4 separate regions of the Mus musculus genome follow, and regions 2, 3 and 4 are each linked to region 1. The links are chromatin loops, found by intact Hi-C in ENCODE. Cell type or tissue: heart. All regions are shown on one strand. Links, peaks and the distances in the headings refer to the core of each region. The heading gives the core; the rest is flanking DNA.

Region 1 (7,925 bases), core at 1,209-6,208:
AGCTGTTTCACATAGTCTATACTTGCCTCTGCATTACCAAAAAATCCTCCCTGCTGTTGTCATCAATGAACAAAATCAGAAAATCGCTCATCAGGCCCTTGACTGCTGTCAAAGATGCACCAGGGTCTCCCTTTACCGGGAGTTTATGCCAAGCCTTTTTTGAATTTGAGCGAATAAACCTGGGTCATATTGCATCTGGCCATCACTTGAAGCGAATTGCCCTTCTCCCACTAAGGCATCAAAGGACCAAGCATTGCCTGCCTGAGCATTCCTCCTAGCCATCTCTTTACAATTCTCATGATTCTCTGATTTCCAGATAAGATGGTCACCACCGCTAAGAAATGCTCTCACTAGGGTATTCCAATCCCCAGGAGTCATCCACTCCTCTGTGGCAGATTCCAGAATTGCAAGAGTAAACGGAGCAGTGGCACCGTATTGTGACACTGCGTTTTTAAAATCTATAATGATTTGGAAATTGAACCCTGTGTGATGTCTCCAAGCAACCCCTTGAGCGTCGGTGATCTCTGATACAGGGAAAGCCTCAGCCTCTCCCTCCTCTGGGCCATCTGAAGCTGAACTAAAGCCAGAGGGCAGGGGCCGTCTTTGGACTCCGAGTTGAGGAACTTGACGTCCTGGGGGATTTTCTCTGGTGGCTTTCCCCTCCTGAGATGTCTTCTTAGGCTTTAATTCTTGTAGCTGACTCTTCCTCTAATTTTATTTGTTGTTTTAGGGCTGAGATTTTATCCTGCAATTCCTTTCTAGGGTTCAAAATAGCCATCCCTAGGACACCATTAGGTGGTCCAGGGGGTGCAAATGGATGTCTCTAAAAGGGGGGCCATTCCTAACTGACCTGTACCCTCTCCCCACCATCATTTTAAACTGTTGAGACTATACTTTCGCTTTAAATATAAAGTTCATGGCTGGCTTTTCTTTAGTAGTAAACAGTCATCTGTCCTATGTCGGGAAGGCTGGCTTCCCCTGGGGTAACATCTAAATCTTTTAAATTCAATCCAGGCAACAGAACTCATTCTAGACATTTGGAGCATGAAGTTCAGTAACCATTTCTGAAGGGACTTTCCAAGTGATAATGAAAGACCCCCAAAGGGAGACCCTCACTCAAGTCTTGGGAAGGCGAGCACCCAGCGAGACACTGAGACTGGACTTGCTGTAACCACACGAGGAAGTTTTATGGAAAGCGAGACGGAACGAGAGCTCAGGCCAGCATGCTGGGGTCGAGACTCACACACCACCAGGCAGGGGTAGAGGAGTTCGACCCCCGACCGAAACTCTCTTAAGGCTTATAAAGGCAAAAACCACAAAAAAGGGGGAAGGATTGGGGAGGAAATAGGGGAAGGCCAAAACCATAAATTTACTCAACAGTTAGGTCATGTGCTACATTAAGCAACACACCTGGGGCGTTGTATTGAGAATACATGGCCCGAAATAAGTAAGAGCATAAGAATTATTAAAGGCCCAGCTAGGGTAGAGAGAAGGGTGGTAAACCATGGAGACTTAATAAATCAACTTTCAAACCATCCCTGCCTCTCCTCTCTCTTTTTTACGTATATCTAAGCATTCCCTGAGCTTGGCCATAGAATCCCTGATCACTCCTGAATGATCAACATAAAAACAACATTCTTCTTTTAGGGCTGCACAGAGTCCTCCTTCTTTGAGGAATAATAAGTCTAGTCCCTTCCTATTCTGCAGCACTACTTCTGACAGGGAAGTTAAAGATTCTTCTAATTTGGTTATAGACTGTTCTATAGCTCCTAGATCAGTATCCATAGCTGTACGTAATTCTTCATAATACTGGGGGGTCTGAATCAAGGCAGCGGTACCTGTACCTACTCCGGCCGCTATTCCTAGTCCTAAAAGTACTGCTAAGGTTAAGGTGATGGGTTCTCTCTTCCAGCGGACCCGGTGATCAAATTCATCTACAAAGGAGCTATCATCATGGTATAGGAGTCTAGGAACAAGTTGAACCAGAATGCAGAAATCTTTGGAACCATTAAAAACAGAAGTAGACACACAAGGAGACCTGTGTTGCAAGCCCATACTGTGTCTATGGGGGGGGGGGACGACTAGATACTGACCACCTTCGCTAGGCTGTACGTGCTGGGTCTGATTACAGAGGTGCCGTCTGTCATGAGGTACCCGGCCTAAACAAAGTCCACTTCCTGAGATTGCTGCCAGAGTCAACTTTCTGTTTTCCCCCCAAGGGCATTGAGAGGGGTCTGAAGTTTTATTATAAATCCTCATCTGAGCAATTCCCTCATAATAAGGGGGGCTAGAGGCATAGCACAGCCAGCAAGACCGAGTAATGTTGGGATCAGTACGATTGAGGACCAGGAATGCCCCTTGTATTAGGCTAAATAGGCGATTCTTGGTATCTGGGGGCATGGGAGTGGTTGGAACCCGATCCAAGGAAGGAGTGTGAGCCTTGGTCGGATAGTCTGATGGAGACCCAGGGATGGTAGGCCTGGGAAGCAGTAACGAAGGCTTTTCAACTAGAACAGGGTTAGGTCCTACTGGTTGGGTCGGGGGCTACTGAGGCTCAAACGAACCATGACTGATGACCCAGGCTTTCCACTATAGTCATAAAAAACTAATCCCCACCGCATGCCCCTTATCCATGCCTTGATGTCATATTTTTTTCCTGTGTCTGTAAATTTGATCAGTACTCTGTCTAAATCATCGGGGCGACAGTCAGCCCTTTTATACAGTTCCATTACGGTGTGCTTTCCAGGCCCTGAGTTCTGAAAAGAGAACTCAGCCCTGTCAGGAACATGACCACTAGCCCATTTCCAATCACCATCGTTGGAAGTAACACAATTCCATTGGCCACAATAATAGGAGGCTGACCCTCCGCATAAGGACCACTTGCTGTGCTCTGGGCAGCAGTAGAATCCATAGCTTCTTACTAGATTAGGGGGAGTGCTTCTAGCAGCTGGAATTATCTGTTTGAGGCAGAAGGCTAGGTCTGGCCACCATGTCCCTGGCGGCGCTGTTTTGGAGGTGGTAAACAAGACCTGATCCGAATCAGGACCGAGAACTTGCCAAGTTAGAGTCAGAGGCTGGTGTGGGTTGTGGTTCTTTAGGCCCAGGGTGACTCCTGTGACCCAAGCGAAGCTTAAGAGGATTGTCAGTGGCTGCCACCATCCAGTTGTCTTCATCTTGGCTGGGTGCCTTTTTGACGTGGGAGGCATGGATCCAAGCAGCGATCCCGTCTACTTTTACTGCCGTGGGGGTGGTCAACAGCACCAGATACGGTCCTTTCCACCGGGGCTCAAGCGTGCCAGTGCGATGTCGTCTGACCAAGACTGAGTCTCCAACCTGGAACCCGTGAGGCACTGCTATGGTTCCCGGAGTGTAGGCTTCTCTGATCTGGTTGCAGATCTGTGTTTTAACAACCTCTAGGGCCTTTAGGTGAGCAAAAAGAGCAGAGGGTGAGGATGAGTCAGTGCCAAGATCCAATATCCCACCTGACTCAGTTAAGGGAGGCGGTCCCCCAAAGAGAATCTCATAAGGGGTAAGACCGAAATGTCCAGGAGTGTTTCGGACCCTGAGGAGCGCAAAGGGAAGGAGAGTCACCCAGTCCTTTCCGCCGGTCTCCATGACTAATTTAGTAAGGGTCTCTTTTAAAGTCCTACTCATTCTTTCTACCTGTCCTGAGCTCTGGGGCCTATAAGCACACTTAGAAACTTCCAATTAGTCCCCAATTGTGTGGCCAATTCCTGACTTACCTGGGCAACAAATGCGGGCCCATTGTCTGAGCCGATTACCTTAGGGATCCCGAACCGAGGCAGGATTTCTTCAAGAATCTTCTTGGTTACCACTTGAGCAGTCTCGGACTTGCTCTCCCTCCTCCGTCTGATATCAGCGTGACGTCTCACCGAGCAGCTGGCAAGGAACACAGAAGCAACAGCAGCGCTCCCAAGGAAGGTGGGTGTGTGTGGGCGGAGGGCGGGAAACACAGCCAGCAGCTCTGCGCCTGCGCATCCCGTGAGCGCGCTAAAGAGACTCCCGCCAGAGGCTCTGAGTCACGCCCAGGAGGCGGTGCTTGGGCCTTGGGGGCGGAGCCTGGCTGCAGAGCTGTGGGGGATATGGGCGTGGCCGGGACGGCGTCAGATCTCGTGAGAGCGGCGACTGGTGACGGGGTGGAGGGCGGGAGCGTCCGGGGTATACGCGGGTGTGTTTGAATCTGGTCCGAGCGCGGGAAACTATGGGTCTGTGGTGAGGTGAGCGCCGCGCGGTGAGTTGGGTGGGAGGTGAGTAGGACTCGGCGGCCGGCGACCGCGGCTGGGCGGCGGACACCGTCGCGGGTCTCACGTCCGCGGCCGCCATCGGTTTCGAGCGCTTGTGGAGCGGGAGGTGCTGCGGGAGGGCAGAGCGGGATCCCCCGGCTGACTGGGAAGGATCCCAGACCGAGAAGCGGGGCTCGCCAGGGAGGATCTCAGCCTGGAACCCGGGTTCACTAGGTAGGACCTCAGACTAGGACGACCCCGGGAGAGGGCCCGAGTGTGACTGGCGAGGACTCCGGAAAATGACCTGCGCACAGTAGGGAGGCTCTCAGGCAAGGACCTGATGCAGACTACGGAGGACCGGGGACGCAGACCTGAGTCTGACTAGAGAAGACCCCTGAGAAGGAGCCTGGGTGAGTAGGTAGTACCAAAGACCTGCACCCGGGTTGACTAGCGAGAACCCCAGCCCTGACCAGAGAATGACATGGAAGATCCTGGCACGGGGCTGGGGAGCTGACTAGGGAGGACAGCAGTGTTGACACTTAACTGGGGCCTGACGTGGTGGTGAAGACGCTGGATTTATTCTTGCACTGACATAAGGGAGGAACCCGAACCTATACCTAGGACTGATCTAGGGAGCAACTTAGTTATGAACTAAGGAAAGAGAAAAATCAAGATACGGAGTCACGGTTTGTAAGTAGCATATGTAGACATTATATGGCATACTAAGTTGCCAAAGACATGTACTTAAGTAAACAAAGTGACCATAATTAGTAAAGTGGTGATACTGGCAACCCACCTTTCCCTCTCCATTTTATTCATCACAAAAAAGTTATGGTTCACAATTCAGCCATTTGAATCGGGGAATGAAGTGGCTATATTTAAAATTTACTAATATGAGGAGTTGTCAAATTGAGGTTATTTTCTACTTTTATTCAATTTAGAATAGGAATGCATATTTATTGTGATTCACACTCTATAATTAATGCCAATAATTCTCCATATTGCTGTATTTCTAAAGGTATGAGAGATTTTCAAATTTATTCTTAAGATGAGAAGACCTGTTGCAAATATCATTTGTTGTAACTGTATTGTTAGGTTTTTGTTTTGAGTATGTCATCGTAGCACCAGGTGTAAAGGTAAAATAGGATGGCATTTTACCTGGGAGATCACATGTAGGAAGAAGAATGAGCAAGGTCCCCAGAGCTCTCATTATCCTGTAGGTGTGCAGAGGAGGGGAGGGTGCTGGAGTGGGGCACAGATGCACTGCCTAACAAGCTCCCAGGTGACCTCAGGGCTGTTTTTGTGGTTTTACTTCCAAGTCTCTCTCTTGAAAAACAAGAGAGAATTGTTGGGTGGGATCTTCTTGGAGGAATGGGACTTTAGAAGTGGAGTCTGCAGAATTCAGATGTGGAGATGAGCCTGACCCTATTGCATAAGTCAGGTCTTTCTTCCCAAGCCAGCATCTAAAAGGCTAAACGTAAGAGAAAGTAAGATTCCTGAGGCAGTTTTAATTTCTTGTTGCTTTCATTGTAGTTACATTGATAATTGGTGATCACATAGATGTTTTGTTTATAACATCATCAGATTTTTTTTCAGATTATTGCAGTTTTGTATCATAGTGTTATAAACTGTCTTCTGTAGTGGTATAAAGTTTCTTGAATGTTTGTATTAAATTAAAACTTACGGGACATTTTGCACATTTACGTTTTGGTCTGATTGTATCTTACTAGGGTTGTAAGGCTCCCTTAGAACAGTCACATCCGTCATGGAAAAACGTGAGGCGTTCATCCAAGCAGTATCTAAGGAGTTGGTTGAAGAGTTTCTGCAGTTTCTTCAACTTGATGTAAGTTATGTGTTTTACTTTTATTGTAGTTTGACCCTGGATGTTCTAAAATCGTGTCACCGAGTAAAATACAGTTCTCTCAATGAATGTTTATTTTTAAAAAGCTAGGTAAATTCTTTAGAATGAAATGGGGCTGAGTTAAAAAGTAGAAGATAAACAGAAGTTATCCAAAGAGCCCATGGATCAGAAGGAACTCCCTAAGACTAGGAGAAGGCTGGCTGTGTTTTAACCTGAAGAGTTTTGGCAGGTCCAGAGTGCAGTGATGGATACAATGGAAAAAGTAGGGATGATGAAAAGCTGAGTTACTTTTATGTTGCTGGGATAAAACACCATGATCAAAAGCAACTTAACAAAAAGACCTTATTTTTGGCTGATGGTTCCAGAGGACTAAGCCCATCATGATGGGTAGGCATGCCAGCGGGAGCAGGAGGCTGAGAGCTCATATTCTCAACTGCAAGCATATGCATAACAAACTTTAAGACATTAGCACTATAAACCTCCCCAAACAGTGCCACCAACTGGGAACCAACTGTTCAAATACTGGAGACTGTAGAGAGCATTTCTCATGCATATGACTGCAGAACTTTTAGAAAGTTCAGAGTTTGTCCAGTGGGCAGACAATGGCCAGTGTATAGACAGAGGAGCCAGAGTGGAGGGGAACTTAGAACAGAAGACAGCGAAAAGATTGGCCTCTGAATGCTTGTCTGCCTGCCTGTACAGAGCAGGTTGAGGGACCAGGCCAGGTAGGCGGAGAGTGTTGTGCTTATCACTGAAACTGGCTTTAGGTGGAAGTTGGAAGCCTTCAACTGCAGGGATAGATAGCGGTGTAGTTTGGTTGGATATAGTGGTGAGAGAATAGCCTAGGTGTGGGGAAAAGATGACTGTTAATACGTATGTCCAGGGTGGTGGCCACGAGACAGATTGACAGTATATTTGAAGGTCAGAGCAGTCTAGGCAAGAAATAGAAAGGTGCCGTTAGCTGTAGGTGGGGGCTTCTGTTCTGGGACTGTGTGAGAGTGCATGGTATAGGAACTAGAGTGGAGTAGAGTGGAGCTCTGCACTAGTGCTGTGATAGTTGCTCCTTTGTGCAGGAGGCCTGAGCCAACATGCCCAACCCAACCTATTTTGATTAAGATTATTCAGTGAAAATCAAAGGCACAAGATTAGGGAAGAGTCTAATCATGAATTTATTGCTGGCAACATTTACAAAACTACTTTTCTTCATAAGACAAATGATCTCATAAATGGTCTTGTCTCAGGTCATACCATAATAGTGTTTATAGGAGCAAAATATAATTTATAGCTGTATAACTGTCTACTTTAGTGAAAGTGTGTCTTCTTGGTTTCTGTTAGAAATGTAATTCATCCGTATTTAATGCCCAAAGGCTGTTGTTTTGAGTCACATGCCACAGTTGAACTAAAACTAAAATGATCTGAGCTGGTAGTAAAGTAAGTTAATAATATTAAAAGGCAAGCAGAGAGCTGGGGAGATGAGTCAATTTATGAAGTGCTTGCCACCCAAGCCTGAGAATCACCTTTGTAAAAGGCCAGGTCCCATTGGCATGCCTATAATCTCAGCGCTGGGAGGTGGAGACAGGTGGATTTCTAGAGCTTGATAAACAGTAGTCTTTCTAGTCAGTAAACTCTAGGATCAATAAGAGATCCTGACATCTAGCATCAACTGTGGTCTTCATACACATGCACAGCTGTACACACACACAAATAGAAAGACAAATGTAGTAATTCAAGGGCACATTAGTGACCTACCGAGAATGCATCTTTTTGAAGTCCCTTCATAATAGCAGTCTGTTAGTGTTGAGTCTCTGTGGTATTGCATG
Region 2 (7,925 bases), core at 1,910-6,909, 360 kb before region 1:
TAAGCAGGGCCAGCTACTTGATACAGGACACAAAGCCTTAGTGTCTCTTCTTATCTGTGACTCTGTGTGATCTAAATGTACCTCATACTGAAAGTGAAACATTTGCTTCCTATAATTCCCTCCTCTTTTTCCTTTACTTTATCAATCTTTTTAGATTTATATTAATTTTTTAAAAAAACTTATGTAGCATTCATTAACTATCATAGTATGGGCAGTCTGTTCTAATAGGTAAAATATTAGGTTATATTAACACACTTTGGACATTTGTTTGTTGGTTGTTGTTTCAATGAAGATTTTTGTTTGTTTGTTTAAGCTCCTTTATACAAGAAATAATGCAGAATGGAACTAGAAAAGGCCATCCTGAGTGAGGTAACCCAGACTCAGAACGACAAACATTGTATGTACGCACTTATAAGAGGACATTAGCTGTATAAAAGACAATCATGCTATAGTCCACAGACCAGAGAGGCTAAGTAACACGTGGGGGGGGGGTGCATAAGAATCTCCCTGGGCAGGGGAAACAAAATAAATATCATGTGTGGACTGGGGCAGGTGGGCTTGGGAACAGAGGAATCAAGTACAATGGGGAGAAAATATATTGGGAGAAATAAACAGGATTGTGGAAGAGGCATTTCAGGAGCAAGGTGGAAACTTAGTGCAACAGAAATGCCATGGATTCTATGAGAGTGACCTAGTGATGGGGGCCACACCCTGAACCCGCCATCTTCTGTAACCAGGCAAGACCTCAAGTGGAGGGATTGGAACACCAACCCAATCACAAAACCTTAGAGCTACAGTTTGTCCTATTTGCAGAGTCTTCTGGGACCTGAGCCTAGCGGAATTGTCATCCGGAGACTTCATCCAGCAGCTGATGGATGCAGAGTCCCACAGACTAACATTAGGCTGAGCTGTGGGAGGAGGTGGAGGAAGAGGAAGAAGGATCGGAGGAACCAGAGGGATCAGGGATACCACAGGAACATGGCCCACAGAATCAACTGACTGGAGCTCGTCGAGGCTCTCAGAGATCAGAGAGCATGTAGGGATCTGACCTAGGTCTTCTGCATATCAGTTATTGTTGAGTAGCTTGGTCTCTTGTGGAATTCCTAACAGTGAGAACAGGAGTTGTCACTGATACTGTTGTCTACCTGTGGGACCCTTTCCATCCTACTGGATTGCCTCATACAGCCTTGATGTGAGTGAAGTCTTATTGTAGCTTGTATGCAGTGTTTGGTCCCTGGGAGGTCTGCTCTTCCCTGAGGGGAGGAGGCTAGTTGGATATGGGGGAGAAGGGAAGTTGGGGGGAGGACTACCATGGGGATGTAAAATATATGATAGAAGAATAAAGAATAAACAAAATAAGAACAAATCTTAAAAAAAATTTAAAAGGTCACTGACAAAAGAAAGGAAGGAAGAAAACAAGCAAGCAAGCAGCATCCTACTGCAGTTAATATTTCCATTATAATTACAAGAGAATTTAGGACCAAAGACATCAACCCTTTCTATCTTCTAAACCATCCTTCTAGCCATAGTCCATAATTGGATCATCAATTACTAAATTCTCCACTAATATATTAGCAAGTGTCATTAATCTTGAAGGGCCCTTGATAACTGTCACATTAGAAACTGTATTATATGAAATAAAATCTTTAAGCAAGCATAACACAAGAATTTTTCCCTTTTCTACTAGCATCATATTAGGTACAATCCTGATATCCCAAGCCATTTGTAACATCCGTTTGATGCTTCCTTTTCTAAAAAAATTAGTGCTACCAGGGAAAGAAGGGTCTCCTTTCAAGCTGATTATGAGGGAAGGGTACATCCTCACTGGCCCCTGAACATGTTAATGCCTGTTCAGCACTCGGATATGAAGCGTGCTCTAGCACACACCGCTCTTTAAATTTCTTAAAATGAACACTAGAATAGTTTAAACTGAACCTCTCATTTGTACTGGACACTGCTGACTTGGGAATGCTTCCTATCTCAAAACCCAGGAAGGAGATCCGAGTCCAAACATGGTCTAGGAAATATAAAATTAATTGTCGTTATGTTCCCTGACTTGTGGACCATATGATTACACAAGTACAAGTGATGAGTCGCAAGGCATAACGAAGAAGGAAAAGCCACAGGTCGCCCTGGAAACTAAATCCGTCGAAGCCCGCCTCAAAAACAGGTTCATCCTAGAACTTGCCTTTCGGACCTCATTCGGCCGTGGGTTGGTGCTATCTGATGTCAATCAAGATCAGGAGGGCGGGGCGGGAGTGATGGCAGTCACTTTGCTGGAAAAGTATTGGCTGAGAACCCGCCAATCAAGTTCACAGAGCCTTGACAATATCGCGAGTCCACATCCCGTACGCGACCTTTGTGTTGGAAAATGTGAGCGTGTTTTCCAGCTTTTGGAAGCCCCGGTGGCCCTTACGAAATCACGGGTGCTGGAGATGCAGGAGAGCCATGGAGATGGTGAGCAATGGTCGCGAGGCTGCGCGGAGGGTTGAGTAGGCGGGAGTCTGCGCTCCGAGGGGGCGCCGGGCGGGCCTGGTCGGCTCGGCCTAGGGCGGAGTTGGGCGGCTGCACGGACCTGGCGTCCTCGGGTGCCCCGGAAGGGAGGAGCAGAGCAAACACTGATTTTGCTACCAGGCCTTTGCCTTGCAGCGGCCTCTGTGTCTGCAGCCAGCAGACTGCGGGAGATGGCCTGAAGGAGCATCAGATAATCCAGTCTCCGTGGCGGAGGTTCCTGCGGGACAGCAGCGGGGCTCCCGCTCGCCTCCCAGAGTTTTCCCGTTTCCCCCTTGCGCCTGGTGGATGTACCAGAAATAGGTCAGATCCGAAACTCTTTCCCCACCCTGCAACTCTGTGTGCCATTCCCAATCAATATCAACTGATGGGTTACCGTGATGTATTTCAATCAGATGGCTTTTGACATCGTTTTTCTAAAGATTTAATGAATGGCGCTTTATCGTTGGCTTTCTTTAAGTTTTTGTATCAGTATATATTAATTATACATCCTAATGAGTTTCATTATGGCATTTTCACACATGCATATGTATTTTGAACATATCCTCCATTGTTTCTTTCCTGTCCCTCTCCCACGATAACTCCCTTCTTTCCTAGCTGCTCTAGGATAGACAAAAGTCTATCGTTTGGTAAGCCAAGGAACTTCGTTAGGGTTATTTACCGAGGGATTAATTACAGGAGCCCGGGCATATAATTAGTGGCAACAGGACACTAGAAAATATCTCTCAACCACTTACCAACTGTTCACTGCCCACAAATCCTCAGGGAGGGGTGAGGACAAGGAAGTATTGTTAGGTCCAGTCTTTTGCAGGTCTGCGCATTTAATCACATTTGCTGTCATACATGTGAGATATCCTCAGAATACCATTTTGTAGAAATTTTGCGTCTTTTGCTTCTTAACAGTTCACCCTTTCAACACCCAGGCTGGTTGTTTGTTTAAGTCTTTTGATTTGGTTTTTGTACGCTCCTCCTTTCGCCTTCTAAGCCACAGATACCTTCCCACAATGTTTTTCGGTTGAGTTTTTCCCCTTTCGTGACCCCCACCCTCAGCTTTAGTGATTTCCTGCACTTGGGCCTGGCACCTTGTGTCCACAACTGCTGTGTGCTTATTATCTAGCACACATTGACCTCTGTGCCCACTCCTTAGACAACAGCCTGAGCTTCGAGGTGCAGTGAGGGAGCAGCTGGATGCCCTCAGGCTCGTAGACTCTGACCTTAGAAGCCCTTTTGTTTGTTGTATGCATGTCTTGGTGACCAAGAACAGTATTGAAGTCAACATGGTGGAGTAGCCATTTTTTTCAACACTGTGACTTCAATCCCTTAGTGTCTGCTAGGTTATATGGTCATTCTGCTTCGTGCTTTCAAAAATAGCTGCACTGCATTTGTAGTTTAAACAGTTCTGTGCCCAGCTTTCCTTTCAAACACACCCGATGTTTACAGAGTACTTCTTTTTCTAAATTCTCCTCTCATATTACATGCCATCTGCAGTTCCCCTCCCTCCCTCCTCCCAGCCCACCCCCACTTTCCCTTTCTCCCAGATCCACTCATCCCTTGAGAAAAGAGCAGGCCTCCCAGGAATATCAGCTGAACACAGCATAATAAGTTACAGTAAGACTAGGCACATGTCAGCGCTGGATGAGGGCAACCCAGTAGGGGGAAAGGGGTCCCAGAAGAGTCAGAGACAGGCCCTGCTCCCACTGTTAGGAGTTCTACAAGAACAGCAAGCTACACAATCATAACAGATATGCAGAGGACCTAGGTCAGACCTTTATAGGCTCCCTGATGGTCACTTCAGTCTTTGTGAGCCCCTGTGAGCTCTGATCAGTTGATTCTGTGGTTCATGGGACACTTATTCGTAATGCTGGCCTGGCACCTGTTCCCTGTGTATTGAATCACTAATCCAAGTTCTTAGAATCCATCGTGTTAGGTAGCCACTGGTAGGATGTGCTGCAAAACTTCTTCTTGGAGTAAACAGCAGGTGGTGCTGTTGTAGCCCTTAGAAACCTTGCCCATCCATCTAAGCCAGAAGATGTAACATGCGTTCAGTTGCCCCTTCTCCCAGAGCCTCGACGTTCAGGATATAGTCCAATGGAAGGTGTTAACTTGGATCCTTCACTATGCACATAGGCTCCTTCTAGGAACAATAGGTAGGCCTGGAGTCAAGTCGTGTTGCCAACTTGAGAAAAGGGCCTGGAGAGTTTAGAACTCACACTGAGGCTTCCAGAAGCCCATTAATGAGTAAGGCACAGGAAAATTTAGAACTCAAGGCATGTCTGGTCTACATGTGAGACCTCATCACAAAGCAATAAAGATGCAACCTCACAAAGTTGGCGGTGAGGTGTGTGACCCAGTAGACTCAGCTACGTGAGCGGTGGCAAGTAAATGCATTCAGATGTCCACAAGAGCTGACTTAACACAGATCGGGGGCCTGAGTCACAGCCAAGTGTGTCCTTTCCTCACTTAAACCCTGAAGCTTTTTCAAAACCTACAAACTTTGTTGCATTTCTTCTCCTTGGCAGATATGAACAAAAGTGTAATCAGTCTAGTTAGGGCACCGTGCTCAGAGTAAAGCAGGGACTCCACTGAACCTGGCTTTGGAAGCCAGTGAATCCATTGGGTTTGTGTATAGGAATATGGGTACCTGCAAAGCTGCTGTGGCACTGAGAAGTCTCATTCCACAAAGTGTGTCCAGGACGTAAAAGGCTGGATCATGGCATCTTAACCTTTCACTCCTGCATGCCTTGTGCAACTGGGATGAAGGAGGATATGGTAGGCAGAGTCCCAGAATCGAGTCTCAGGATGCCCCCATCTCATCCCATCTCTTAGGGATATGAGCAGCCACATTGTCTTTGTGATAGACCTAATGATTAATGTGTTTCTTTGCTCTTTCTTCTCTTGCCTGATTGACCAGGGTTACCTTAGTCCTGGTTATCTCTGTCTTGTATTATAGTGGAAGAGATAATTGTTTCATACCACGAAACTTTATTGTTTCGCCTACTAACTTGTGCTTCTCGGTTCAGGAATCTTGAATTCTTCCATGAGCTTCCTAGTCACAGTCAGTTCTGTATACTATTCATTCCGTGGCCTGGGGCTGATGTCAGAGAAAGAACTGATAGTTACCTGAGAGCAGCATTGGAGAACTTGTGCAAGGGATGAGAACAGGAGACTAAAGCGGAGTGTAGGTTTTTCTCTGTAGATTTATAAGCTTAGAGGACTCCCTTTCTGGTTACATCTATCTTTGTGAGATAGGGGTCTTAGCTGTCAACAGCATTTGCAAACTGTATTGTGTTATGTACCGTATGTATAAAAAGGATTCTGTTGTCAGTATAGCCATCGTCTGAGCTGTGTTCTGATCTAGGCTTATAGGTCTGTGAAGAACTGAAGAAACACTAATAAAACATATGTTCGCTTGAGAATGTACCATGTGTGTGGGGATGGCCTTGATACCCAAGTATCTCCTGCTTGTTCCAATGAAACCCTAGAAATTAAGCTCCCTCTCCCTGGTGTCATGAAAGTGGTTTGTCAGAAACATGAATACATAGGTTTCCAAAACTGAGTACTTTTACAAAGTAAGCTAGTTCTATTAGCTGCTATCCACCAGGCAGTCAGATATTCCTTGACAGCTGCCATTAGCAATCACAGATTCTTTTATTATAATATGCATTATCTTTATTATAATATGCATTATCATTATAATTATGTGTGTGTGTGTGTGCGCGCGCGCCCTCGCGTGTGTATCATATAATGGCTACAGAGTTCAAAGAGGCCTTATTGCAGTCAGAGGTTAAAAAGCTGATACATTTAAAAGGCCATTATAGGCGAAGATATTAGCAGCTGTGGGTGTACACAGGTGTAAACAGTTTCATGATGGTTCTTGTAAAAGAAGCCCCTGCTCTGGTAAAGCTGGGATTGTTTATCACAGAGAGGAATTTCAGGGTGAGCCAGTATGTACCAGACTTGGAGTTTGTTAGGAAGAGGTTATAACATAAACTGGAGCATGAAGGTCAGTAGAAACAGGTTCTCTAAAAGGGGAAGATACACCCACGTGTGGACATAGACTTCTTTACAGTCTGTAATAATTGCCTTACAGTAAACAGATGTCAGTGTGTTCTGAAGTTGCACCTCAAAAGGTTGCTGAAAAACTTAAATAAGATCATAGGCCAGTTCCTGTTGTGCCCTGGCTAACATAGCTTGTGAGGAATGCATGAATAATTAGTGTTTTTAATGTAAACTGCAGTTAATAGTCTTTTGTGAAGTTCTCAGATAACATGTGGAAAAGGGCGAAGGCTGTATTTGGAGATTGGCTGTATTTAGGTCCTAAGCATTGTCCATTGGTGTTTCAGTATTTTATTTGAACTATCCGAGTATAAAGGGAACTTTGTCTCTATGAAAGCAGCTTTCACAGCAGACTCTGTTAGGTTGTAATTTGTGACTTTTATCTGAGTGGACATCAAGCAGACTCCAGGGTGAGAGGCTCCTTTTGCCTTCCTTGTTCCCTCAGTTTCCCCCATGTGGCTGGCCTGTCCGGCTTGATATTAATGAACCCAGAAGTAGAAGTGCTGAGGAAACACAAGAGCCCCACCATAGGCTCTGCTCCCTTTTTCTAAGGATCGAGATCATTCACAGGGAAGACCATAGAAAATGACACCCAGGGGAAATCTGGGATTATTCCATGATTCCTTGACACATAAACTGGGTGCTCAGGTGTCCTTACGATAGATTCCAGGTGAGCGTGTGTTACGTTGTTGATTCATCTGGACTTCTAAATTAGTTCCCAGGCCTGACTTTTCTGATACAACTTTAATATGCTCACAGGTCACTATAGTTTACAGTCTACCTTATTAAACTGATAGTTGAAAGCTGTTTTACTTGTATGACCAGTTACTAGTTTTTGCTTCGTGGTTAGCGAACAGATGAGCCACACAGTCATTTTGCTTTTTTCACTCAAAATGGAGCCACACAAGACAAGAAACTAGGAAGCCTCTATTTTACACATCATATTGTGACCTACAGAAACCTCACTTCCTAAAGTAACAGGTCTCGTAGACCAATCCACCTCCTGATCGTATACATTATATTCATTGCTTTAAGTAACCTTGGCTTTGCTAGGCTGTTCCATGCAGACAGGCTTCTGTTTTCCCTCTCTTCCTCTTTTACCTTTCTCTTTTTAAAATTGTGTGTGTGTGTGTGTGTGTGTGTGTGTGTGTGTGTGTGTGTGTGTGTGTATGTGTGTGTGTCATTTGTTTTTATCTCCAGAGTTGGTATTGAGTACTTTACAAAGTATCAAATGGAAGGCAGAACCGTGGTCCCTCCACTCAGGTCCCCATAGTCTCCATCAGAGGTAATTCAGATTATTTCTAAAATACGTGAAGATGATTCGATCAGTCGTCAGGGATGGAAGACAAGAGATTCCT
Region 3 (7,925 bases), core at 1,734-6,733, 120 kb before region 1:
GTTACCACATTCAAAAATCTACAGACAGACAGACGGTCAATGGGGATGAGAACGAGAGAGAGAGAGAGAGAGAGAGAGAGAGAGAGAGAGAGAGAGAGAGAGAGAGAGAGAGAACTGAGGACAGGCTTTTAGGTTTCAGAAAACCTGGTCAGGCTCTTCTCTCTGCCCCCTGCTTGTTGATCAAGAGGCAAGCTCTCAGCTGTTCGTATTGCCATGCCTTTCCTCTGCCATCATGAAATCTAATTTTCTGAAACCATAAGCCCAAATAGATGATTTATTTTAGAAGTTTCCTTGGCAATGATGCGTCACATCAATTGAAAAGCAGCTAATACAATTACTTAATATTGTAGGATGAGTTGTATTTTTCAGATTATAGAAATCATTAAGTTCCAAATAGTACTGTCTCCATAATCGAAACCATAACTTCAACATCAGCCCCCTCCTTCTACCACCAAGAACCTCTTGATCTTCATAAGATGCCACAATCTGGCTCTCAGGCTCTCACAATAACCACTCTCTCCACTCTCCAAAATGCCATTTAACCCTTTCATGTGTTATGGTCATCAATTTTGCAACAGATCACCCATGTCAATAAGGGCCCACTCAGCTTTAATGTAGCTACAGAATAAAGACAATACTTCCATCCTCTGTTAATGACTTATGTTCATTTGTAGGGGAGAAGAGACAAAAAGCAAAAAACTACACACTTTGAGCATGAGATGTCAATTGTTTTACATCACTGGGTCCCAGGGATTCCTGACATCTCATGTAAACATTTGGAGCCTAGTTCCTAATGAGGCATGGCACCTCATCCCAGATGACCAGTCTAAAGAATGACAACTGATACTGTAACGTGTACTGCTTGACAAGATAATGAGAAGCCTGCTTGGCTCTACAGATATGAATGCCACACAAACCGGAGCACTAGATAAAACCAAGTAACTTCCTTCATCTGTTACAAAAAAAAAAATCCCATCCCTTTTCAAGATCAATTCTCTGAAAATTTGCCTGTTGCATCTCTATCTCTGAAGAACATTCTGTTCACTAACTCTTTTTACATGTTTTCACTTTGTAAGTACCATGGTCCCACACTTTAAGCTTGTAACCATCATTCCCAGTACATTATGTAAAGTATAAAGTATAATTCCTGGCACAAACAAGACACAAAATAAATGATATGAATATCATTACATTATTGTTATTTTATGTTATTATTGGAATTACGACAGTTAGGGAAGAAGAAAATTGGAGATGCCAAAATTGTGGCTCTCTTTATAAATTTATGTCATTTTTCATTGATAGTAAACCATGATTAAACACTTTCTTAGTTTCAGTAAGCCAGCTGACACTCTTCTTTTTTTCTGTACCAATGAAGAGGCTAGTAGGTGAAGCGCTACTCTCTTCACCATCTTCTTTTTGCTTCCCTTCCCATGAGTGTAGGCAGAGTAGGTGAATATGATGAGCAGCACTTTAGACATTGCAGCAGGAGAATCATCTTTTTTTTTTTTTTTTTTTGGTTTTTCAAGACAGGGTTTCTCTGTATAGCCCTGGCTGTCCTGGAACTCACTCTGTAGACCAGGCTGGCCTCGAACTCAGAAATCAGCCTGCCTCTCCCTCCTGAGTGCTGGGATTAAAGGTGTGTGCCACCACACCCGGCTCATCATGGGTTTTAAGTTTGTGAGTTCACACACACACACACACACACACACACACACACACACACACACACACACACACACACGTTAACTGAATGGTTGGAGAATGAGAGAAAATAATATCTTTGCATGGGCCTGCCTTTAAAAGAAGTTAACATGTTAAAAGGTCAGAAAGATACCTGAAAAATAAGGGGGAAAACACAACACTGTAGAAGACTTGTGGAGGTGGCAACATGGAAGAACATAAAGGTGACAACCAGCAACAAAACAGAGACCTCAGCTGCCACACAAGCATAAGAAACTAGTCTTTCCATCACCTAAATTAATGTATAGTGTCATGGTTTGAAAATGCTTGGTCCAGGGAGTGCACTATTTGGAGGTATGGCTTTGGTGGAGTAGGTGTGTCACTGTGGGTGTGGGCTTTAAGACCCTCATTCTAGCTGCCTGGAGGACAGTATTCTGCTAACATCCTTCAGATGGAAGATGTAGAACTCTCAGCTCCTCCTGCACCATGCCTGCCTAGATGCTGCCTTATTCCTGCCGTGATGATACTGGATTGAACCTCTGAACCAATTGAATGTTGTTCTTTATAAGGCTTGCCTTGGTCATAGTGTCTGTTCACAGCTGTAAAACCCTAAGACAACTATGGACTGGAGCCTCAATGGCAAGAGCAGACTTTTATTGCTCTGAGAGTTTGGATCTCAAGACCTAGTGGCCAGGGTGTAAGAGAATGCACAGTTCAGTCTGGGAGGGGTTTTGCAATCAAGAGTAGGGAGGGGTAAGAGCATGGCTTCTCCTGTCCCAGAAACTGTTTTTTTGGACAGTTTTCCAAAACTGTGAGTCAGGAGATAAGTCAGCTTGTCTATTTTTGTAGCCTCTGGGCTCCAGGGTGTGTGAGAGGTGAGCGTCATTAGACTTCCTAGCTTTGATCCTGTTTCAGGGTTCTGGTTTAGAAGGAGGGGTGTTCCTTAGGATTCCTCTTGTATGCTGTCTAATGTGGCTGCTGGGAACCAAACTCTGTTCCTCTGGAAGGTCAGCAAGCACTCTTAATCACTGAGACATCTCTCCATCCTGGGATCCCTTATTTAGACATTATTAGAACTTAGCAGCATTCAGAGCGTTAACTTCTGATGTGGGAAAAATGGGTTGCCATTTGCTCTTTTGCTTTTTTATGGTTTATATGATGTAATTTCATGTGGAAGTACACAAAATAAAGTGAAAGAAAAAAAGGACATACCCTTCTTGTGAGGTGGTTTGAATAAGAATGCCCGCTGTAGGATCAGAGATTTGAATCCTGGGTCACCAGGGAAGGGCACTATTTGAAAGACTGGGAGGTTGGCCTTGCTGGAGGAAGTGTGTCACTGGGGGTGGATATTGAGGTTTCAAAAAACCCATTAGGAGCCCAGGGCTTCTCTCTTCCTGCTGTGGGCAGATCTGGATGTGGATCTCACAGCTGCTTCTACAGTGCCATATTTGCCTGCATGCCACCGAGCTTCCTACCATGATGATAATGTACTCAATCTCTGAAACTGTAGGCCAGCCCCAATTAAATGTTTCCTTTTATAAGTTGCCATGGTCATGGAGTCTCCCCACAGCAATAGCACTCTATGACACTTTGCTTGGTTTATTGCCCTTTGTCGAGCAGACTACTGCTCTCTTTCAAACATGGCATGTCTCTGAAATGCTGTAATACATATTCACACATACTCACGGGAAAATCTTCCACAGGTGACTTTGCATTTATTTATTTATTTGCATTTATTTGTTCATTCAGAACTTACTACATAAACCAAGGCATTTATTTTTTCAAATACATTGGTGAATCAAAAACATCAGGTTGCAGAAAAGTGGGAACTTTGTTTTCTGTAGGTTTCAGATACTGATGACACTGGTAGCTTTGTGTTGGTGCAAGGTAGTGGTGGGTTAATATTTGAATCACAAGGATTGTGGCATAAAATCAGACACAAGAGATGGGCAATGAATGGCTACTAATGGAACAAAGTATGACCCAGGATAACTTGGCTCTGAATCTGCAACATTCCACAATCATAGTCGTGGAATTATCCTCCTGGAAAATTTTCTTAAAAATTATGCCTCTGTGTGTGTGTGTGTGTGTGTGTGTGTGTGTACAGGCGATTGTGAAGACCAGAGGTATTAGATCCCATGGAGCTTTAGATACAGGTGCATGTGAACAGCCAGATGTGGATTTTGGGAATTGACTCAGGAATTGGGTTCTCAGGTGCTGGGCCATCTCTCCAGCTCCTCTTTAGCAAACTTTAAAGCAGATGTCTTTTTTTCTCTTCTCTTCCCTTTCCTTACTTCCCTTTTTTCCTTTTTCTTTTTTGCAAGCTTCACATATGTCCCCTCAGATGTCCCCTAAGAGTTTGGCCTTGACGGGGGTAGGGGGTGGTGGACCCTGGCTGCCTTTTTTTTTTTTTTTTTTTTTTTTAAATCTTCATGACAACTGTGCTTTCCTAAGCTCACTGGGGCCATTTTGTTTGGGAAGTCAGACCTGAAGGAGTACTAGACCCAGAGGCGCCACCACACAGTAAGGCCTCAAGGTAAATTTTACTGCAGCAGGCGCAAAGTTCTCATTCCACAGAGGCAGGCCCAGGAGCCATCCTCTCACCCTAGGAACCTGCAAGTTCAAGTTCTCCGCCAGGGAGCTAGGACAGGCAAGAGGTTGGCTGACGAACGCCGAGCTCTCCGCTAAGCTGGAAAGGACTCAGCCCGCTAGCCTTCCCACTAGTCAGGGCCATTGCTCCCTTCCAACACCCGCGGAAGCCACACCTCCCTCTCCGGCCGTCCCTGCGAGCCAAGTCCGGGTGTGTCCCCCTGGCGCGGCGCCCACCCTCCGAGGGCGCAGACCGAACCGCCCTCACAGGTTAGGGGCGGGGCCTGCCTGGCGTGATGGCTTCGCCTGCAGCCCCTTCTTGGTGTAACGACCGGAGAGTAGCAGCACAGCAACCCCAGCGCAGAGGCGGGTCCGACCGCGCGATGACACCAGGCACAGACCATTCGCCGCCGGGGGATCTTTCCTGAGGGCGCGGACGAGGGAGCGGGATCCGGTTGGCGACTGACACGTCGCCCCGCCCTAGATTCTTTCAGGGTCGGCTGTCTCTGAACAGTGGATCCCAGTGAGGAAGAGTCGGGCGCATGCTGATTGCGTCACCAAACCACGCACTCAGCCCGAGCAAGCCCCTCTCTGGGAGAGGCCTCGGTGGGGGAGGGCCCTGCGCACTGTGATGACGGCAAGTCCCGCCCGTTTGAGGAGTGGAGCGGTGGAGCCCGCGGTCCCCCTCAGTGGGGCGCTGGCGCGCGGGCTAGAGCGACCTGCGGTCCGTGGGAGAGCCGCGCCCGCCTCGGCAGGGAGGAGTGCTCAGCGCGGCTGGAGATGAGTAGCGCGGGGGGCGAGGGGCCGGAGGCCGGTCCTGGCCGGGCTGGGGGCCGCTCCGAGCCCGAGGCCCCGGGCAGCGCTCTGAGTGTGGACTTGCCGGGGCTGCTGGGGCAGCTGGCGCGCAGCTTCGCGCTGCTGCTGCCGGTGTACGCCCTGGGCTACCTGGGGCTGAGCTTCAGTTGGGTGCTGCTGGCGCTCGGGCTGCTCGCCTGGTGCCGCCGGAGCCGCGGCCTCAAGGCCAGCCGCCTGTGCCGCGCGCTGGCGCTGTTGGAGGACGAGGAGCAAGCTGTGCGCCTGGGAGTGCGCGCCTGCGACCTGCCCGCCTGGGTGAGTGTTGCCCCCCCAGACCTGAGCGGAGTCAGGTCCGCACCACCCTTCTCCCCTTCTCAGTGACGGGTGGGGAACTCAAGCCCCAGCCCGAGTGAAGTGTCAGCCACCGCTTGTTCCGAATCTCCGTCCGATCCGGGATCCGCACAACCAGGATCCCGGACCGAGTCAGGTGTGCGACCTTACTGCTGTCTGCCTCTCCTGCTGTAAACTGCTGTCTGCTGTCAGCACTCTGCCCACCTGCTTTCCTCGGGAGTTCTGGCCACTGTGGCCCACCCCGGCTCTGAGCGACGGTCTGCGTCCGAGTCTCACTTGTGTCAGCGCACCGCCTCCCCCACCTAAGTCAGGTGTCCTTATTGCTGTCCCCACCCTCATCCTGGGCGAGGTGTCCTGGTCATTATCTGCTCCGAGAGTGTCCGCTCTCAGTCCTCTTCCTGGCTTTCAGTCCTCCTCGCCCATCGCTAGCAAAGTGCGCAGGTAGTGAATACTTCCTAACTTGGCAGAACTGGTCATTGTTAGTTGCTGGGCCTCTTCCTCCTCTCATGCTGGCAGTGACTACCGCCCAGAAGCACACTTGGTGGGCGATGAGATCTCAGTTGTCCAGAGCGATTCTGTAAACCTTTTGCAAGCATGGCGCTGCAGGCCTGGAACCGTCCAGATTCTCCTTTCTGATTTAAAAAGTAGTGACAGCCAATATGGGGAGAAGTTAATTAAAAAAATCAGGAAGACTCATTCATTTCTTAGTTGTGTCTAACACGATTGAAGTGTTCCTGAAAAGCTTATGTTAGAAGAATTGAAATGTTTGTTTCATTGTTTAAAATACCAGAGGGAAGACTAGGCACTTTGATATGATCATTTAATATCCAGGATCTAACATATATAGAGGGAGATTTTGAAAGTGTTAACAGTAATGATAAGTTATGGTATTGATTATTTTTTCCTAAAATTGCTTTTTACTTATTGAGTATTTGAACCTATTGGAGAAGGCATTATCATCTTTTTCTCTTCACTGTCTTTCTTAGCAAAGAGTTAGTGTCATAGTTTCAGATAGAAGGAAATAGTGCATATTTTAAGATAAATGTTGCACAATGTTAGGCTTGATGTAAATGTCTGTGGAAGTAGGTAGTGGTAAGTTTTGAAAGGTAGAAAGAAGGAATTTAAATGGAGAAAGAACTTGGAGAATGTTCCTCCTTTCCAGCTAGGAAACACCTGTGAAATATGGCATGGACTATGTGGAACAAGTATCAAAAAACAAGAATTAAAGAGGAAGAGTTCCCTAAACCAAGAGGAACATAATAGGTAGCGCTTCGTGATGACAGTTAACAACTGAAGTTAGAACTGTAATGGTGAAGCACTTTTGAAACTTAAAAGACCTGCAGATACATAGTGAATGTATAGGACAGGAGTGTTTTGGAAAATGAAAGTAACTGATATGAGATACCATTTAGCTAGCAGTAAAGGAATATAAAAAAACAGGAAGTTAGAGTAGCTAAGGTGAGAACAAACAAGAAACAGTGGTATACTGTAGAATGCAGTAGTGGTGTCTTGTGTTTCTGCCACACTAAATTAAATGCTGCCAGAAAGCTGGTTAAAAACTAGTAGTTAAATGACCAATAAACAACATAAGTAAGACTGAAGTCTTCAGGAGCAGGGTGGTGCTGACTTCCAAAAATACTTAATTATTGAGCAACTGATATAAACTAGCTTTTAAAACACTGTTTGCAAAGTGCAAATGTTTTCACAAAGGAAATAAAATACAGTTGCTGCCATAATGAGCCAAAATTTTAATGGAATAAAAAGATAATTGGTCAGTTTTCTTGTTTTTATTTTTGTTTCTAATTGTTTTTTGTTTTTTAGTATTAGGGTCAGACCTAAGGCTTCCATAGCAATAGTAAAGTGGTCTACCACTGAACTACATTAACAACCCCGTGCAGAGTTTTGTTTGTTTGGGTTGGTTGTTTGGAGACAAGGTTTCCTCAGCTACAGTGGTGGGACTACAGATATGTGCTAACATGCTTATCTAGTTCCTGGGGTTTCTGGATGTTGATTTGATAGGTTGTCTTGAAAGTGATGTACATGCCAAAGACTGTAATGTACATTGATGACTGTGACTCATTGTGGAGTAGAAACATGAGAAGATATGAGCTAGTATGGTACCAACTTTCAATTTCCACCGTTAGATAAATTCACCCACAGTTTTTTCATTTTATTTAGCAAAATGAAAATTTAAGGTGGACATGAGGATAGGGACAATGCTGCACTTTTATTTTCATTTGAAAACTCAGAACTTGGTAGAATAAAGTGTGATTCTTTTCTGTTTTTACTACTGCCAGTGTATACTGATGTTATGGCTGTAGGCATATGGCATAGAAACATCAACCTCTTGTGTACATTGTTGCTTAGCTTGGTGAAAGTTGTTATTTTTTTTACTCATTGTGTGGATTACTAAGAACCAAAACAATCCAGTTTCTTTGGATATGTTCTCTTATTGTGTACACCTTTAGAGGGATAACTTTCTTCCCAGTGTTTTGTTGTTGTTGTTGTTG
Region 4 (7,839 bases), core at 1-5,000, 140 kb before region 1:
CATTAAGAACTCTCAACATCAGTAGTCTCAATTACCCAATAAAGAGACATAGACTAGTAGACTGGATTAGAAAACAGGGCCCATCTTTCTGCTGCATCCAAGAAACAAACCTCACCATGAATGACAGACATTACCTTAGGGATTTAAAAAGGCTAGAAAAGGTATTCCAAGCAAATCGGCCCACGAAAAAAGCAGGTGTCGCCATATTAGTATGTGGCAAAGGAGAGTTCAAGCCAAAACTAACCAGAAGAGATAGAAAAGGACATTATATACTCCTCAAGGGGGAAAAAATCTATCAAAAGGAAAAAAATAATATTGCGTTAGCATTTCTTCTAGGTTGTACCCCATAGTTACCTGGCAACAGCCAGGTGTGCCTGACTCACTGTAAAAGAGGCGGCTTACCCCTCCTCACTCTCTTCTCTCCTCTTGCCCTCTTAACTGCTTATCCTCTGTCCCTTCTCTCCCCATTCCCTTCCTTCCTCTCTTGCCACCTGTTAATGGCTGCTCTCTCCCTCTCCCCCTCCCCCTCTCCCCCCTCTCCCTCTCTTTCCTAACTCCCCTCACCATGCCCTAAGTAAACTCTATTCTATACTATACCTTTACCTCAGGGGGAAGGGATGCCTCAGCATGGGCCTGCAGAGGGACACTCTTCCCCCACACCACACCGCACCCCTACCAAACATATCCCTGGCTTCTTTTTCTTTTTTATAAAACACAACAATGGCAGTTCTAAACATTTATGCACCAGACACAAGAGTGCCTATGTTCATAAAAGAAACACTACTACAGATAAAAACCACAGTGGTAGTGCATGGCTTCAATACCTGACTTCCATCCAGACAGGTCATCCAAAAAAAAAAAACTAAACAGAGAAGTTGCTGGAGTTTAAAAAAGCAAATGAAAAAACAAAACAAACAAAAAATATCGTAAGTCAAATTGACAGACAAACACACACACAAATATCCCACCCAAACTCTAAAGAATATTCTTTCTTTTCCAAAGCTCATGATCACATATTAGAACACAAGGCAAGCCTCAATACATATAAGAAAACTGAAATAGCACCCTGAATCCTATCTGACCACCATGGAGTAAAGCTGAATATCAACAATACCAAACAAACTCATGGACACTGAACAACTTACTACTGAATGAAAATTGAGTCAAAACAAAAATCACAGAGGAAAATAAACTTTTTAAAACTGAATAAAAATTCAACATAGCCAAACCTACAGGGCACAATGAACACAGTTTGTAAGACGAAAGTTCATAGCACCAAGTGTCTCCACCAAAAAACTAGAGAGGTTTTATATTGGTAATTTCATGATGCACCTGAAAGCCCTAGAAAAACAAGAAGAAATAATAACCCCAAAAGAGTAGATGGCACAAAAAAAAAAAAATCAAACTCAGGACTGAAATCAAAGAAACTGTAACAACACAAACCAGTACGAAGAATCAATGAAACTAAAGAGCTGACTCTTTCAGAAAGATCAACAAAATGGGCAAACTTTTACCCAGTAAACTAAAAGATGGAAAGAGAAGACCTAAATTAATTAAAGCAGACAAGGGTCCTTTATAATAGACGCTAAGGTAATTCATAGGATTTATCATGAGTTGTTAATAGGGCCATAAGGACATACTTTAAAAACCTGTATTGCACCAAACCGGAAAACCTAAGAGATGGATTTTTGATATAAACGACCTACCAAAGTTAAAGTCAACAACCTTCTACCTTAACGAGACTCATGTTTCACCTTGCGGCACTTTTTTTTCAGGAGTCCTGTGCCTTCCTGAAGTTGACACTCAGCCTCGCCTCTGGATGAGTCCAGAAACTCCTCCACAAACCGCACCTGGAGCTAAGAAGTGAGAGGCAACAGCAGAGCTGAGACCTCGACCCAAACTCCGCCTCCAGCTCTCTCCTAAGTGCAGGCCCAGGAGGAACCCGATCTCCATTGCCAAGAAAGAGGGGGGTAATGGGGGCGCGGGCCGGACCAGGCTGGGCCCCGCGGCGCACCGACCTTCCCAGGCTCCATCGCTCCTCGAGGCCGGGACAGCCGCGTGTCCTCGGCCCAGCAGGCGCGGGCCACCGGAGGAAGATAAACCCGCCGTCGCTCAGCTCTACCAGCCAGCCAGGCCTGCTGCGACTTGGGTCCCAGGAGGGCCGGCGTCCCCGCCTCCTAGCAACGGGCCGAAGGCGCTGGCCCAGCATGCCCCGCGGCCGTCCCCAGCACGCGCGCCTGCGCGCCCGTGTTTTCTGCAAACACGCAGGAGCCTTTTCTTATGTCTTGAGTTTCTTTGTCTGATCCTTCTTTGACCCTCACAGTTGACAACGAGAGATGGGAAGGAAACGGTGATTGAGCTTTATACTTGAACAAGGCTTTGCCTCCTCAACTCACACCCTATAGACTGTCTTTTCATGAAAATCATTTGTGGCCAACTGCGGCAGCGCACACCTTTAGTTAATTCTATTACAATGGAGACAAGGCAGAAGGATCTTTGTGAGTTCAAGACTAGGCTGTCTGCCTAGCGATACTTAGGAAGTATCTAGATCGTATGTTAGCATTCTGAGCTTTTTCTGCAGATGAGAAGTTTACTATTCGCACACTTTTCTAAGTTACATATTACTGTAACCCACGTTAGAATTTGACTTTCCACTCACTTAACACCACACAAAGGTCACTAAGCCAAATCCTTGTCATACAAAAGGTACTAACATACATTAAGTCTTTCATCTTTGCTTAAGGTCTATTATCTTTGTTTCTACTAATCCAGTACATTTCTTAGAGGGAAGGTAATCTTGGTGTTGGCTGTGGTTTATTTTGGTCCAGTTCTTACAGAATTTTACTGGTTCTTGCCTATGGCCATTTCTGCCTCATGAGCACTGAGGTTAGAAGCAGGCTGCCCCATCTGACTTTTACGTGGGTGATGGTGATCCAGACCCTGGTCTGCGTGCTTGCATGACAAATGCTTTATCTACGGAGCTATCTCCCCAACCCCAGGAGCTACATTTTCAAAAGTTGAAAAAGGTTAAATTTAATAGTATATTTTACCAGAGACAGGCATAAACTGTTATCACTTTAACGTGCAGTATATATTTGAAGTATTAACGTATTTTTAAAAACTTGTAGTGTCTTCAAAATTCTTTACTTACAGAATATGTCAAGACTAGCCACCTCCCAAGTACCCAAAGCCCACATGTGATTAGAAGCTTCTTTAATGAGCAGAGCACACCTGTAACAAAGGGTCTGGATTTCATGACTGGAGAGATGGCTAGAGATGAAAAGGGAGGTGTGTGCAAATTTGTGAAGGGTATTGAATGTCATGACACAAAACTTCTTAATGTGAAGCTACAAAGCATTCAAATGGGAGACAGGTGCTATAGTTGGATGTTGGGATAGGTTCATGGGGAAAGAATAAAGTCAGGTAATGAAGGGGAAGGATCGAGTAAGGAACACCACTCTCTGCTCACTGCAGTCGCCTAAATATTCACACACTGTTCAGATGCATGGCCTGCCTGGGAGATGGATCCTTCACCCTGTCCATTCACTCTTCCCAAACATTCCTGTGTTGGTCCAGCACCACTTTCCTACAGATTTAATTCAAAGTTTATAACTTATGTACTTGTTGCTATCCTCCGTTCTCTTTTGTGTATAGTCTTCATTTTTAATTTCCATGTCCCTAATTAGATTATACACTAATTTATAATTTCACATTATTATGGATACAAACAAAGCCTTTTTATTTCACAGTGAAAACCAACTTTGTTACAAAACTCAGTACCTTTCTCTCACATCTCTCTAGGCTTTAAAGTCACATGTGGCATTGGCAGGATGTCTTTGTATATTGGTGTTCCATAAAGACTACCTATATTGTTAACATAAGCTAGGTATTTATACAAAGCGGCAATGAGACAGAACAGCATCAGTATCCTACCCTTCCCCAGGGTGTACACTTCCTTTTCTTCTTTCCACCTTTGATAGTTGGAACTACTTAGGCTAGTGGAAAGGCTGGACTGAGTCACCCTTTCTCTAGGCTTAGCTACTGGAGATAGCTGCCACACTGGAGCATAGCCAGGCTGCCAGATATGCCTCAAGAGCTATTCCAGAGGACTACTCAAGACCTTGGCTATATCTGATGCCCTGTGACTAGTTCAGTTCAGGAGTCTTTACGATGGCTACAGCAGCTTCGGGTGCCCTGAAACTTTCCTGAATTGATATCACTCCCCTACCTCTACAGCCACTCTGAATGTTCCACTCTGATACTCAGACAGAACAAGCATCAGGCCCAGCATGCCTAGGAAGATGGGCAACCCTCTGCTAGAGACTCCTTCAGCAGCAGAAAGGAGACTGCATGTATGCCCATGTCTTCCCTTATTGTCTGCACAGGCAGCTCTGTTCTCACTCACTCTCCTCAGGTCAGTCCAGACAAGCCTCCATCACACTTGCTACTCTCAGCAGCGTAGTATATTGTACTGTGCTGCAGCATAAATCTTAATAAAGCTGCTTTCCCACAGTTTTACTTTTCTTACTTAAATGTCTAGAGCAGGCTGAGAGAATTATATTGAGAGTCAGTAACAAAAAGGGCTGCTATCTCTTGAGAACAGTAAGAGAACAGAGCGCTTCCAAGTTCTCTGAGAAGCTGTTGAGAGAGGTGCTAACCCTTATCTGCTTTGGAGAGTGCTGACACTACAAGCTGAGTCTCTAACACTCAAAGCCCAGAACTGTTAACAGCAATGTAGCTGCACTTTACTTGTGCATGATCCCTATCAAAACTGAACAAAAAAAAAAAAAAACTCTCAAGCAGTAAGTTAGGTTGACTGTGGAGCCCAAATACCTGTTGCCAAACACTGTCATCAGTCTCATAGCTCCACACTGCCACCTCAGCAGCCTAGGTGTTCCAGACTTTTAGAGATCCCCAACTCAGGCTAAATTGAAATTCATGGCTTCAGTGATGAAAATAGTTTCAGGAATAGCCAACATAGTAAAGCAGAGATTTTAATATAGGCTTAAGCACAAGGGTCAAGGTGAAGAGAGGCACTCAGAAGAAAGTAAGACACACGCAAGTGCGGGAGAGGCTCCTCAAGGGAGACTGAGCAAATAACTGTCTCGGCATTATCCATATACATCATTTCAGGGACTCTCAGATTATACTAAAAGGGTATAGGAAAATGTCCCCTTTCTCATTTGGTGTGTGAAATAAATGGGGTAGCTCTGAAGATGTCTTGATTGGGAGTATAATCTAGTAAGGTGAAAGAAAGCAGGAGCCACTATAGCTGCACCGGGATTTAGAGCATGTGTTTTCCCTGTCAATGGTATTTGCTGTGAGATTCTTAGAAAAATTGCAATGGAAAGATCTTGGCTAAAATCACTCTTTATTGAAACCTAAAGGCAGTAGAAAATAAATAAATAAATAAATAAATAAATAAATAAATAAATAAATAAATAGAATGACCACTGTTAGTCCCTAAGGGTAAAAGGCCACTCTGACTTTCTTTCTGGGATCTCTTTCACTGTCAATATGCATGGCTGCAAACAGTAGCTCACTCAGGATGAATCAACAAATACTTTTAAGAACTCTATCTTCTCCTCTCTCATTCATTTTCCCTGTCCTAGCATTTGCTACCACTCTGGGGCAGCGAGGAGAAAACCTAGTGGTTCACACTATTTAGGAATGTTGTTTCTCCCTCCAGCTAGACTGGTCTGAGGGGTATCTAGGATTTTTCTTTCTCTGGCATGGTATGATTGCCCCAGCCTGTGGCCAGTTCCTCATTACTTAATTCATAGTTTCAGTTTGTATTTTTCCTTCAAGGTCAATCCAGCCTGATCAACAAGGTATATTTGGCTCTGAACTGAAACCAGGCTCCCCTTCTCAAATTGAGAGGATCTCTAATTCTTAAGAGTCACACCAGTTCAGAGCAGGTCTCATCCTTGACAACAGGGGCCTCTGTTGCCTTCAAAGAGCATCTGGGGGATGCGACACATGAAAAGTCTCATTCTTTCTATTGCTTCTGACTCACTCCTAGATATGCTTTCAGAAATCGATCAGTCTAAATGTTATCCTTACTTTCTCACTTAAAAAAAAAGTGTTTTCCTTTGTGACAAATTGTGGTACTTATACCACAATTATACTCATTTGTGAGTATAACTGGCCCGATCTGCTTTACCTGTGAGGTCATTTCAATCTCATACTCAGTCTTTAGCATATATCTGAGCTGATGAGACTCATGCTCACAATTCAGTTACAAACAGGCCAAGGTCTCTTGATACAGAGCTTCACTGCTCATAAATGCCACTGACATAGGACATTATGAAAGGATACTTTGGAACTTCCTGGTTATTAGCCTATTAGAGAGTCTCAAAAAGGTCAGTATTAACCTAGTAACAAAACAAATTGTGGGAAATAACACAGGGAACTTCCACGAATCCTGCTGTATTTCAACCTAGGCTACTTGAAAAACACAAATGAGTATAATTGAATAGATTCTGAGTGTCAGGAAGGCCAAGCCATACTATCTGTCATATAGACCAACCCACTCCAGACATTAGACTTAAACTTGAAAAATATATCAGAGACCATAAGAATCCTTTTCACCCTTATTTAACATGGCCCTGAAAGCCTTTAATAACCCAGAGGAGACCTCAAAAGCCAGAAGGGCCGCATTGCACAAGTAAAAAGATAAAGCTGAAAGCTTAACACAAAGTTATTCTCTTCCTAACTCAGGAACTCCTAGGATTTCGTGTGGCAGCCATCTGGTTCAGTCTAAGGAAACTAACCTAGTTTTGGGATGAGTGATTCCTGCTATTATTGTGGTAAACCAGGACAGGTCAGTCAAGAATTTGAAAAGCTATCAGGCTATATATGCCTCTGCTAGGGCCACGCTCAATCTGTAAAGTGGGCACGTACTAAAAACAACAATTCGTCTCTCTACCTCATGAAGAAAGGCCAATCTCGGGCTGGAGAGATGGCTCAGCGGTTAAGAGTATTGGCTGCTTTGCCACAGGTCCTGAGTTCAATTCCCAGCAATCACATGGTAGCTCACAACCTTATGTAATGGAATCTGAGATGCCCTCTTCTAGTGTGTCTGAAGACAGCAACAGTGTACTATAAAATAAATAAATAAATAAATCTAAAAAAGAAAGAGAAAGAAAGGAAGGAAGGAAGAAAAAGAAAGGAAGGAAGGAAGGAAGGAAGGAAGGAAGGAAGGAAGGAAGGAAGGAAGGAAGGAAGGAAGGAAAAGACAAAAGAAGAGCCAATCTCACTGGGCAGTGGTGGCACACGCCTTTATTCCCAGGACTTGGGAGGCAGAGGCAGGCAGATTTCTGAGTTCAAGGCCAGCCTAGTCTACAAAATGACTTCCAGGACAGACAGGGCTACACAGAGAAACCCTGCCTCAAAAACAAACGAACAAAAACAAAAACAAAAAAGAAAGAAAGAAAAGGAAGGAAGGAAGAAAGAAAAAAAGGCCAATCATAGCTAAGGAGCTGGGTCAAATTAAACCTGAAAGTGGGCATCTGCCCCAGCTCTGCTCCTAGACCATGAGTTAGTTGCTCAACAAAAAGAAGTCCCTCTGAGAACTAACAGAACCATGAGACCATGCAGGCTCTCACATTTGCCCTCCACGTGAAAGGGACAAAAAGAATATCCCTTATCAACCCTGAATCAACTATCCCCATCCCAAGCACAGTCTCTGGTTCTCTGCTTCAGCCTCCTCTCTAGAACTAATGGCAAGCTCTGACTAACCCATGTTACACCTCTCTTTATTTTTTTAAACATTTTTTAAAATATTCATTTATTTTATTTATATGAGTACACTGTAGCTGTCTTCAGACACACCAGAAG

What was found. A loop is a pair of places that touch in the nucleus more often than their neighbours do. Peaks named below come from ENCODE experiments on the same cell type or tissue, not always from the same donor. Only the 100,000 strongest peaks of a DNase experiment are listed, where the experiment ranks them.
Region 2: a loop joins it to region 1, with 3 times the contacts of the local background. A loop is called at or near these places in 7 of 42 quality-filtered maps.
Region 3: it touches region 1 in a loop (2.5-fold over the local background); 17 of 42 quality-filtered maps call a loop at or near these places.
Region 4: a loop joins it to region 1, with 3 times the contacts of the local background. A loop is called at or near these places in 5 of 42 quality-filtered maps.

What each region holds. Positions count from the first base shown.
Region 1 is chr12:116,401,224-116,409,148 of GRCm38, forward strand. It overlaps Ncapg2 (non-SMC condensin II complex, subunit G2), which reads left to right and starts at 4,213. Exons shown (of 29, transcript NM_133762.4): 1 at 4,213-4,238; 2 at 4,479-4,654; 3 at 5,975-6,087. The coding sequence starts at 6,010. It overlaps D430020J02Rik (RIKEN cDNA D430020J02 gene), which reads right to left and starts at 3,938. Exons shown (of 2, transcript NR_028421.1): 1 at 3,744-3,938; 2 at 724-3,420. In heart, for the core only: no CTCF peak of the experiment used is centred there; DNase peaks (open chromatin) are centred at 2,978, 3,228 and 4,148; H3K4me3 peaks cover 2,588 bases; H3K27ac peaks cover 1,846 bases.
Region 2 is chr12:116,045,410-116,053,334 of GRCm38, forward strand. It overlaps Zfp386 (zinc finger protein 386 (Kruppel-like)), which reads left to right and starts at 2,315. Exons shown (of 3, transcript NM_019565.4): 1 at 2,315-2,457. The coding sequence starts at 2,449. In heart, for the core only: CTCF peaks have their summits at 2,678 and 4,499 (motif pointing right); a DNase peak (open chromatin) is centred at 2,252; H3K4me3 peaks cover 1,953 bases; H3K27ac peaks cover 1,808 bases.
Region 3 is chr12:116,276,294-116,284,218 of GRCm38, forward strand. It overlaps Esyt2 (extended synaptotagmin-like protein 2), which reads left to right and starts at 4,929. Exons shown (of 22, transcript NM_028731.5): 1 at 4,929-5,379. The coding sequence starts at 5,050. In heart, for the core only: CTCF peaks have their summits at 4,316 and 4,950; DNase peaks (open chromatin) are centred at 4,858 and 5,728; H3K4me3 peaks cover 2,628 bases; H3K27ac peaks cover 2,364 bases; H3K27me3 peaks cover 560 bases.
Region 4 is chr12:116,260,833-116,268,671 of GRCm38, forward strand. It overlaps Wdr60 (WD repeat domain 60), which reads right to left and starts at 2,193. Exons shown (of 22, transcript NM_146039.3): 1 at 2,019-2,193. The coding sequence starts at 2,033. In heart, for the core only: no CTCF peak of the experiment used is centred there; a DNase peak (open chromatin) is centred at 2,169; H3K4me3 peaks cover 1,160 bases; H3K27ac peaks cover 812 bases; H3K27me3 peaks cover 1,145 bases.